2 separate regions of the Homo sapiens genome follow, and region 2 is linked to region 1. A link is a contact called in ENCODE Hi-C data. All regions are on one chromosome and are shown on one strand. The core of a region is the stretch at or near the end of the contact, and the rest is flanking DNA. Distances in the headings are between cores, read along the strand shown.

Evidence for each region. Hi-C counts contacts between places; a loop is a spot of excess contacts on that map. Pooled maps may share reads with other maps.
Region 2: a loop to region 1 is called in a map of CD8-positive, alpha-beta T cell, with 20 times the contacts of the local background. The contact joins the promoter of COP1 here to the promoter of MPC2 in region 1. A Hi-C loop is called at or near these places in 1 of 168 maps with a recorded cell type or tissue (CD8-positive, alpha-beta T cell), 1 of 37 single-sample maps with no recorded cell type and 7 of 50 pooled maps.

Annotation. Positions count from the first base shown.
Region 1 is chr1:167,935,378-167,939,594 of GRCh38, reverse strand. It overlaps MPC2 (mitochondrial pyruvate carrier 2), which reads left to right and starts at 2,523. Exons shown (of 6, transcript NM_001143674.4): 1 at 2,523-2,656; 2 at 3,697-3,862. The coding sequence starts at 3,754. DCAF6 (DDB1 and CUL4 associated factor 6) reads right to left here and starts at 2,912. Exons shown (of 22, transcript NM_001198956.2): 1 at 2,587-2,912. The coding sequence starts at 2,683. RefSeq lists silencers at 2,507-2,746, 2,777-2,846, 3,447-3,616 and enhancers at 3,027-3,336, 3,787-3,896.
Region 2 is chr1:176,205,014-176,209,230 of GRCh38, reverse strand. It overlaps COP1 (COP1 E3 ubiquitin ligase), which reads left to right and starts at 1,945. Exons shown (of 20, transcript NM_022457.7): 1 at 1,945-2,659. The coding sequence starts at 2,253. It overlaps COP1-DT (COP1 divergent transcript), which reads right to left and starts at 1,566. Exons shown (of 5, transcript NR_185981.1): 1 at 1,360-1,566. RefSeq lists an enhancer at 1,338-1,407 and silencers at 1,908-2,117, 2,148-2,507.

The DNA.
Region 1 (4,217 bases), core at 1,274-3,773:
GACCAGGGTTTCACCATGTTGGCCAGGCCGGTCTCAAACTCCTGACCTCAAGTGATCACCCACCTTGGCCTCCCAAAGTGCTGGGATTCCAGGCGTAAGCCACCGCGCCCGGCCAAGAGTACTGTACTTTAAAAAGTCATTTTATCTAATAATAAAAATAAAATTAATAATAATGATAAAGTCATTTTATCGCCACACACAAAAAAAGATGGTAATTATGTGACATGATGGATATGTTAATTAACTTGATTGTATATGAAGTTATCAAGTCCTACACCTTAAATATAACAATTTTTAATTGTCAATTATACCCCAATAAAACTGGGAGGGAAAGTCATTTTTTAAAAAAAACCATCACTAATTCAAACATTACCAATGTGGATTTTGCTGCTTCCTGAATGCAAAGCCAGGATTAGCACTGTAGTATAGAAGAGCTGAATAACAGTGTAAAGGTCTACTAAGGGTAAAGGCCAATAAATTAGTTCTTTGCAAACATTTTCAAGTTTCGATACTTTCAAAAAGTATTTTCAAGTACTTAGAAAACCACTTTTAAAGGAAGTCATTCCAAAAATGTCCTATTTTAAGAGTATATATTATCATATCTAAAATATTATTTAAGATAAAGAACTCCCTGTATGTATACATACACATTTGAAAAACTGTAATTCAGGCTTTCTAATATAGTCAGTGAACCCTTCAATTCCCCTAGACCCAATACACAAATTCCATTTCCATTAGGGAGTTGGAGTAGGAGGGGGAAAAGCAGGTATATGGTTTTGTTATATTTTAATTAACTCGTTTGTAGATATAGCTGAAGTAACTGAACCAAAAGAAAACACTAAAATATAGAACTATATACAAGTACTTAAACTGTCCAACTGAGATAAAGGACCAAATTATAAATGTATCCATGCAAAACAATGTTAACGTTTGTTTTATTAAGCTAAAATTAAGTTCTTTCTCCGCAAATAAATTCTAAAAGAAATACTGCACACTTTTTTTGGTAAATAGTTTTAAAAACCAGACTCCAGCTATGTTCAATTTTAAAATGATTAATCACCACTCTAGGTACTTATCCTACAACAAATGCACAGAAGCTTGTAGAATGATGTTCATTAAAATGCTGTAAGGGCGAACGTCTACTTAAAGAAGAAAGGTTGAGTACCCTATGGTACTTCATAATGTTACCTACTATGTAATAATTTAAAAGACAGAATCAATCTATTTTTACTGCCATGGAAAGATCTCCAAAATGTGGAGAAGTGAAAACAATGTTTACAATATGACACCATGCACTCAGGTGTCTCTCTCATACACACACAAACACACACACACCCCAGCATTTGTACATGTACATATGTACTTGTAAGAATGCAAACAAAAAGGTCTGGAAGAATATTCAGAAAACAGAAAATATTATTTCTAAGGGTGGCGGAGTGAAATTGAATGGGAGGGATCAAAGGGATTTTTGCTTCATTTTTATTGAGTTTTTATAAACAAAATGTATTCGTATTTTACTTGAGACACTAAAAAGAATTAAAAAATTGCATGCTAACTTTTCTTAAATAATTTACAAACCAGAACTGTTGGTTGTAATGAGATTTCATTTTCTTCTCTTTACTTGAAATCAAAAACAAATGAGAGCAACAAACACTTTTTAACTAGCAAGTGGCAAAACTGGAAAGAAAAAAATTTTATGATGTTGTTTGCCGTATCTCCAAATAGAAAGAAAGAGTAATGAAGAGTATACAGGAAGAAACAAAAAAGACCTTTACTAAGTACGTCCATTTTTAAGAAACCAAACTTTTTAGTTGACTCGGGCGTGACCTAGAATCCTCAAAAAAAAAATGTTATGCAAAACGAAAAAAGTGGAATACTGTTCCCCCAAGTACTGAAGGTTGTTTTTAGAAAGCTTAACTACGAAACTGTAAATGCCAAGTGTGTTTTCCAGGGGTGGGAAGAGGAACGTGAAACCCTACACCACCTTTAAGCGGTCAAAACGAACTGAAGAGCAGAGTGGAACTGGGAGAGCGCGCGGGGGTGGGGAGAGCTCAGCTATCACTTTTAGGTTTTGGCTCAGCGCCGCAAAAACAGTTTACACGGATTCTGTCTGGAGCGTGAAGTCCCTGAGGGTGGTCAACGCGTCGCAGCCGACACCTAAACCCTCTGGAGATTGAAGGAGAGGGTGGGCAACAACTTAGGTTCTTCGGCTGAGCGGGGAAAGCGCGCTGGAAAAGAGCAAAAGAGCTAACTTTTGCTCTAAACGCGGCAGCTCCTGGAGGTTCCGCAAGTCTCCCGAGTCCCAACCCATCAGCGACCCCAACACCTTTACAAGCCAGTACCTTCTGCCCACGGCCCGGCCCTCCGAGAAAAACCCAGCAAGGGCGGCGGCTGGCAGCATGCACAGGGGGCTTGACTGGGGGAGGCACCGGCACGGAATTCGGCAACCAAGGCCCCACCCAACACCCCAGAGTCTCCGGGCGCCCCCACCGAGACGCCGTCCCACCTCCAACAGACCCGGCAGCGTGCCCCCTCCCCCACTCTAGGCGGCGACCTCAGCGCCTCCGCCCCGGGGCCCCCGCTCACCCAGGTAGCGACTCCGCAGCCGGGACGGGTCCTCCAGCCCGAGGGACCTTTTCCTCACGTCCCACAACAGGTGTGGGTAGGAGCCACCCCGAGACATGGCTCTGCCTGAGCCGGGTGGGAGGGGAGACCACCGCGTGGGGGAGGGGAGGAGGGGGAGGGGACACCCGTTTCAACACCCGAGCCGCACCGGCACCATCCGCGCGCCGGGCCTCCAGGGCGCAGCGTTAGATGGCGGTGGCAGCAGCGGCGCCTGGGCCCCTGAAGCCCGGCCGCACCCGGGCCGGAGCTCGCCTCATACTCTCCTTCTTAGACTAACCAGAACATCCAAAGATCAGCAACAGTCTCCTCCCTCAGCCCCCCTCCAACAGGAGGAGGCGGAGGCGGAGGCGATGGCGACTCCTCCCTCTCCTCGTCCTGGATACCCTCCCCGCCAACCCTTTCTCGCGAGATGACGACCACCCTGGGGACTGAGGCTGGTGTGTGCTGCGGCTGCCCTCACCCTGGAAGAATGCATTCGGGCCACTCTAACCAGATCCTTAAGTCGCTAGGGATAAAAGACGAGTAGAGAGAGAAGCTACTCAATTCTGTAGTCTCTCGCTCACGAGTCTCCAGTGAAAAGAAGCAAGAGAATTGTGCGGCATCATCTTTAGGCACTGAAGGCCCAAAAACCCATTTTAACTACGGGCCTGCTTAATCAAAGTGAAAGGGCAGTAGAACCAGCGCAGCTTCACTTTCCCTTCTCCAACATGGCCTCGAGGGCATGGGGAGAAGGAGGAGGTTTCCGCTCGACCCCGCCCGCGCCTCGGGGCGGGCCAATCATGGCGGGCAGCTCGGCCTGCGCAAGCGCGCTGCCAGCAGGGCGCAGCGCAGACTTGGTGAGGTGATTATTTTGGCACCTGTTGCCATGGCTCCTCCCTCTCTCCTGCCGGGGGCCGGAGGCGGACCGGGGGCTGGCAGTCGGCAGCCTCCGCCCCCTCAACCTTCGCGGGGCGCGGGCCGCAGCTTTTCGGTTCACAGCGGGCAGGGAAAGCCGCGGGAAGGGTACTCCAGGCGAGAGGCGGACGCGAGTCGTCGTGGCAGGAAAAGTGACTAGCTCCCCTTCGTTGTCAGCCAGGGACGAGAACACAGCCACGCTCCCACCCGGCTGCCAACGATCCCTCGGCGGCGATGTCGGCCGCCGGTGCCCGAGGCCTGCGGGCCACCTACCACCGGCTCCTCGATAAAGTGGAGCTGATGCTGCCCGAGAAATTGAGGCCGTTGTACAACCATCCAGCAGGTAATGGACCCTGAATGGCTCCTTATCGAGACCTTCCTTCTCGCTTCCTCTAAAATGGACCTTTTAGAGGCCCTCTGACAACTGCCTCTAGAGGCATCCACAGCCCCAATCCCTTCCCTTCAAGTGAAGCCGTCTACTCTCCTAGCCTGTGCATTTCACCCTCTCTCCTGCAACATCTCTTCCTAAGCCAACGTATCTCAAGTCAGCTCCCTTCCCCACCTATGTGACATCCGCTCCCTTACGCACGACTCCAACCCAAACCTGATCTCCAGATTTGAGCCTTCTCAACTTCTGCGGCCACCAAACTGTCTGGGGCCACCATGAAACACTCATTCTCTTTCTCTTTTCGAATTGT
Region 2 (4,217 bases), core at 696-3,195, 8.3 Mb before region 1:
CAAAAGGGGGTGGGAGGTAGTCACTAATATATTTTTTAAAACACTGAAAAATAGATTCAGAGGTCATGAAGAGAAGGGGTCTCATGCTTGCACACCTGATGACAAAAACTATCACAAAAACCTGCAAAAGCCACAATCTTTTTTTTTTTTTTGAGATGGAGTCTTGCTCTGTTGCCCAGGCTGGAGCACAGTGGCACGACCTTGGCTCACTCCAACCTCCGCTTTCTGGGTTCAAGCGATTCTCCTGCCTCACACTCTCGAGTAGTTGGGATTACAGGTGCATGCCACCACACCCGGTTAATTTTTGTATTTTTAGTAGGGACAGGGTTTCGTCATGTTGGCCAGGCTGGTCTCGAACTCCTGACCTCAGGTGATCCACTCGCCTTGGCCTCCCAAAGTGTTGGAATTATGGGCCTCAGCCACCGCACCTGGCCAAAAGCCACAATCTTACACAAAAAATACTTCCGCAAAAACATCTGCCCAGCAACTTCCTGTCCAGTTTCCGACTGGTGTCACCTTGTTATTGATCTTCGTAGCCAAGGATAACGGTTTAAAAACAATTATGTAATTCTCATTTTTTTTTAAATTTTAAAAACCTTTGCCTTCCTTTACCTCCTTGAATACGCACGTAGTTTACTAAGTCATGAGTATTTTCACACTTTATTCCCAAATAAATATATAAGAATCATAGAATGATAGAATTGAAAAGGATAAAATCACACAGTTGTTTCTAACTCCCACCCCTTAGAATGCGGCAAATGAAAAAAATTTTTTTTTTTGAGACAGGGTCTCTGTCTCACAGGCTGGAGTGTAGGGATCTCCGCTCCCTACAGCCTCAACCTCCCCAGCTCAAGCAATCCTCCCATGTCAGCCTCCCGAGTAGCTGGGACTACAGGCCTGCTGCCACCATGCCCAGCTAATTTTTTGTACTTTTTGTAGAGACGGGGTTTCGCTATCTTGCCCAGGCTGGTCTCTAACCTCAGGTTCAGCCTGATCCTCACCTCCAGGCTCAGGTGATCCGACCCCCTAGGCCTCCCAAGGTGCTGCGATGACAGGCATGAGCCACCGCGCCCGCCTATAATCAATTTTCAATATTCTAAAAAAGCCTACCAGAAATTGTATATTTTCTGGTGGTATTAAATGCTAGGTTTCCTTGTTTTGTGCTAGAATTATATCAGATCCACAATAAACCTAGGTTCCGACTGAGCTGGGTCTGATTGAGCAAAATCTGTTTTCCCATTATTGTTATGTTCAATTTGGCAAACAGCTTTTCAAAATATAGGAGTGAAGTCGTGGTCGAACTAATAAAATTGGTAACACTTGCTACAATGTTTGCAATTCGCAGAAAACTTCACTGACTTCATCTTAACTTATTCCTCACAAAGCTGTGGAATCACCATCAGTAGAGCAGGAGTCGTTGGCTCAATGCAGTGCTGTCTGCAACCGCTCGGAGCTTCTAGGTTCTTTCCGTGGGTCTCCAGCTTATGAGCACCTACATTCCGCGATTCGGAAGCACCTGCCTACCCCTCAGAAGAGAGAGACAGCTCCTTCTTCCCGTTCCGGAATGTGGTGCGTTCGCACGCATGCGTGACACGGCTACTCCGCGCTTGCGCCGATATTCTCCGCTTGGGGCGGATACCCTGGGTGACCCGTGAGCGTCCGCGCCCGGCGCGCGCCTGCGCAGTCGCTTTTCGAGAGTTTCCGCCCGCTACGTTCCCGTCTTTCAAACCACCCCACCACCTATACCATTCATTCCAGTCTCCTCAATTCTTTCACTGTATTAAGACGGCCTGCCCTCTGGCACGTTTTCTGGAACGAAAGCGGCTTGGGACAGACAGACTCCCTTCGCCAGGGAGCCCCGACCCCGAGGGCGCGCCCTGAGCGTCTGAGCGCAGCCCCGCTGCGTCCCCAGTTGTATCCCCCGCCACGCCCGCCTCTTCCGCCGCTCGCGCGCGCGCGCACGGCCGGCCACGGCGCGCCGGGGTTGGCTGCTACAGGGACCGCGGTGGCGGCGGCGGCCTCGACAGCGGTAGTGCCTTCTACTCCGCTTTTTTAGTTTCCTCCGCCCCCTCCCGTGGGACGCTGTTGTGTGGCTGCCTTAAAAAAAAACGCAACTTTATTGTTCCTCAGCCCCACCTCCGGCTCGGCGGGCGTCCTCAGGATGCACTGAGGCTGAGGGGAGGGGAGGCGGCGGAGGGTCGAGGTCGCGGTCCCTCTCCTCCGAGCGCCCGGCTGGAGGGGAGGGAGTCACGATGTCTGGTAGCCGCCAGGCCGGGTCGGGCTCCGCTGGGACAAGCCCCGGGTCCTCGGCGGCCTCCTCGGTGACTTCCGCCTCCTCGTCTTTATCCTCTTCCCCGTCGCCGCCTTCCGTGGCGGTTTCGGCGGCAGCGCTGGTGTCCGGCGGGGTGGCCCAGGCCGCCGGCTCGGGCGGCCTCGGGGGCCCGGTGCGGCCTGTGTTGGTGGCGCCCGCCGTATCGGGTAGCGGCGGCGGGGCGGTGTCCACGGGCCTGTCCCGGCACAGCTGCGCGGCCAGGCCCAGCGCCGGCGTAGGAGGCAGCAGCTCCAGCCTAGGCAGCGGCAGCAGGAAGCGACCTCTCCTCGCCCCCCTCTGCAACGGGCTCATCAACTCCTACGAGGACAAAAGCAACGACTTCGTATGGTGGGTTTGAAGAGCACTCCCTCCTTGTCCCTAAATTATGAGTTTCTGCCGCTTAGGCTTGGGGGCGGGGGGTCTGGTGTGGGGGTGGCTTGTTGGAGAGCTTGGGATACTGGTGCTGTGGTGGTGTCTGCAGAGGGAATCGAGCGTTTGCAGGCATTCGAGCTCCTGGTTGGTGGGGTGAAGGAATGTTGGAGTAGCGAGGCAGGGTGGGGATAATAAAGAGGTAGGTAAGTGTTGCTGAGGAGGAAGTGAAGGGAGTTTAACGAATGACGAGGGAAGAGGTGGAAGGTCAAATAAATGGTTTTGGATAACAAAGTTGGCAGAGAGGTTGAGTCTTAAAATTTTTGCCTCTCTGATGAATTGAACACTCAGTCAATCAGGAGTCCTTGTTGAGATGAATGAAATTTGCAAATGGAGAGGACTAAGCTTCCTCGGATGCAGAGGGGTGGAGTTGGTCAAAATTTATTTGAAGTATGGTAGATGATGCTGTAAACATAAGCATGGATGTCTTATAAAGACATGCTTTTTATAATAATGTAAGTACCTATCGTATGTATGTGTAAATATCTTCTTCCATTTCAAAGGATGGGCCACTTAGGAATCGGCTGTTGAGACGACTGTAGTCAAAGTCTGTTAACAGATTTTTCACTTCTCCACCAAGTGTCTTGAAAAGAGAGAACCACGTTTGTTAAATAACATCCCTGTGTCAGATGTAACTGTACTATACTGGATAACAGAGTATACTGGAACTTCTGACTTGAGAAATGCTAGGTATAGACATTTTGTCGTCATAGTTGGCATCTTGAATGATACAGAGTAACATTTAGTCATGACATTTGGGATAGAGAGGTTAGTCATATGAAGTGAAAGGTGGTGTTGATTGTCTTGCTTGAGAGTGTTTTGGAATTTTTATTGGATTTTAGATATTGGTAGGATTATGAGAAGTAATTGCTGTTAGCTAGCTGCTTAAGAAGTGGTAGTGTTTCGTACTTTCCTTTTTGAGGAAATTGTTGATCAAATATTAGGCATGTAGGAAGTTGGCTGCTTGCACAGTCATTATGAGGGAAGTTGATTCAGATCAGGGTTGAAGATGGTCTGAGTTGGTGTTATTAAATAAGATAGAGCTAGAAGTTGGAACTGTTAGGAAAGTTATTGATTAGACTTACGGTTTCTAGTTCCTGCAGAAAAATGATGTCTTTATTCACCTTTCTGCTTTTTTGTACGTTATTCTTTATCAGAATTAATCTGTTTTTCATTGAACATTTGGGCTGTAATATGATTGTTATTTATAAATAAGCAGTTTATGGTTGGGGCTGAGAAGTGTTTGCACTTCTACACAGTCGATAGTGCGAGTAGCTAATAAGCTAATAAAACAAAGTGGGGTGTGCATAATTTAGTTGTCTTTTTAGCCACTGTTTGCATTTTAATTTTTAGTATACTTAACGAACACAAACATGTTAGCCTCCGTGTAAGTACACTAAAATAAAGTAAAAGATGTGAGGAATAAGGAATCGATCATTGTCATTCAAGAGATACTTGTATGACATTCACTGTCGGC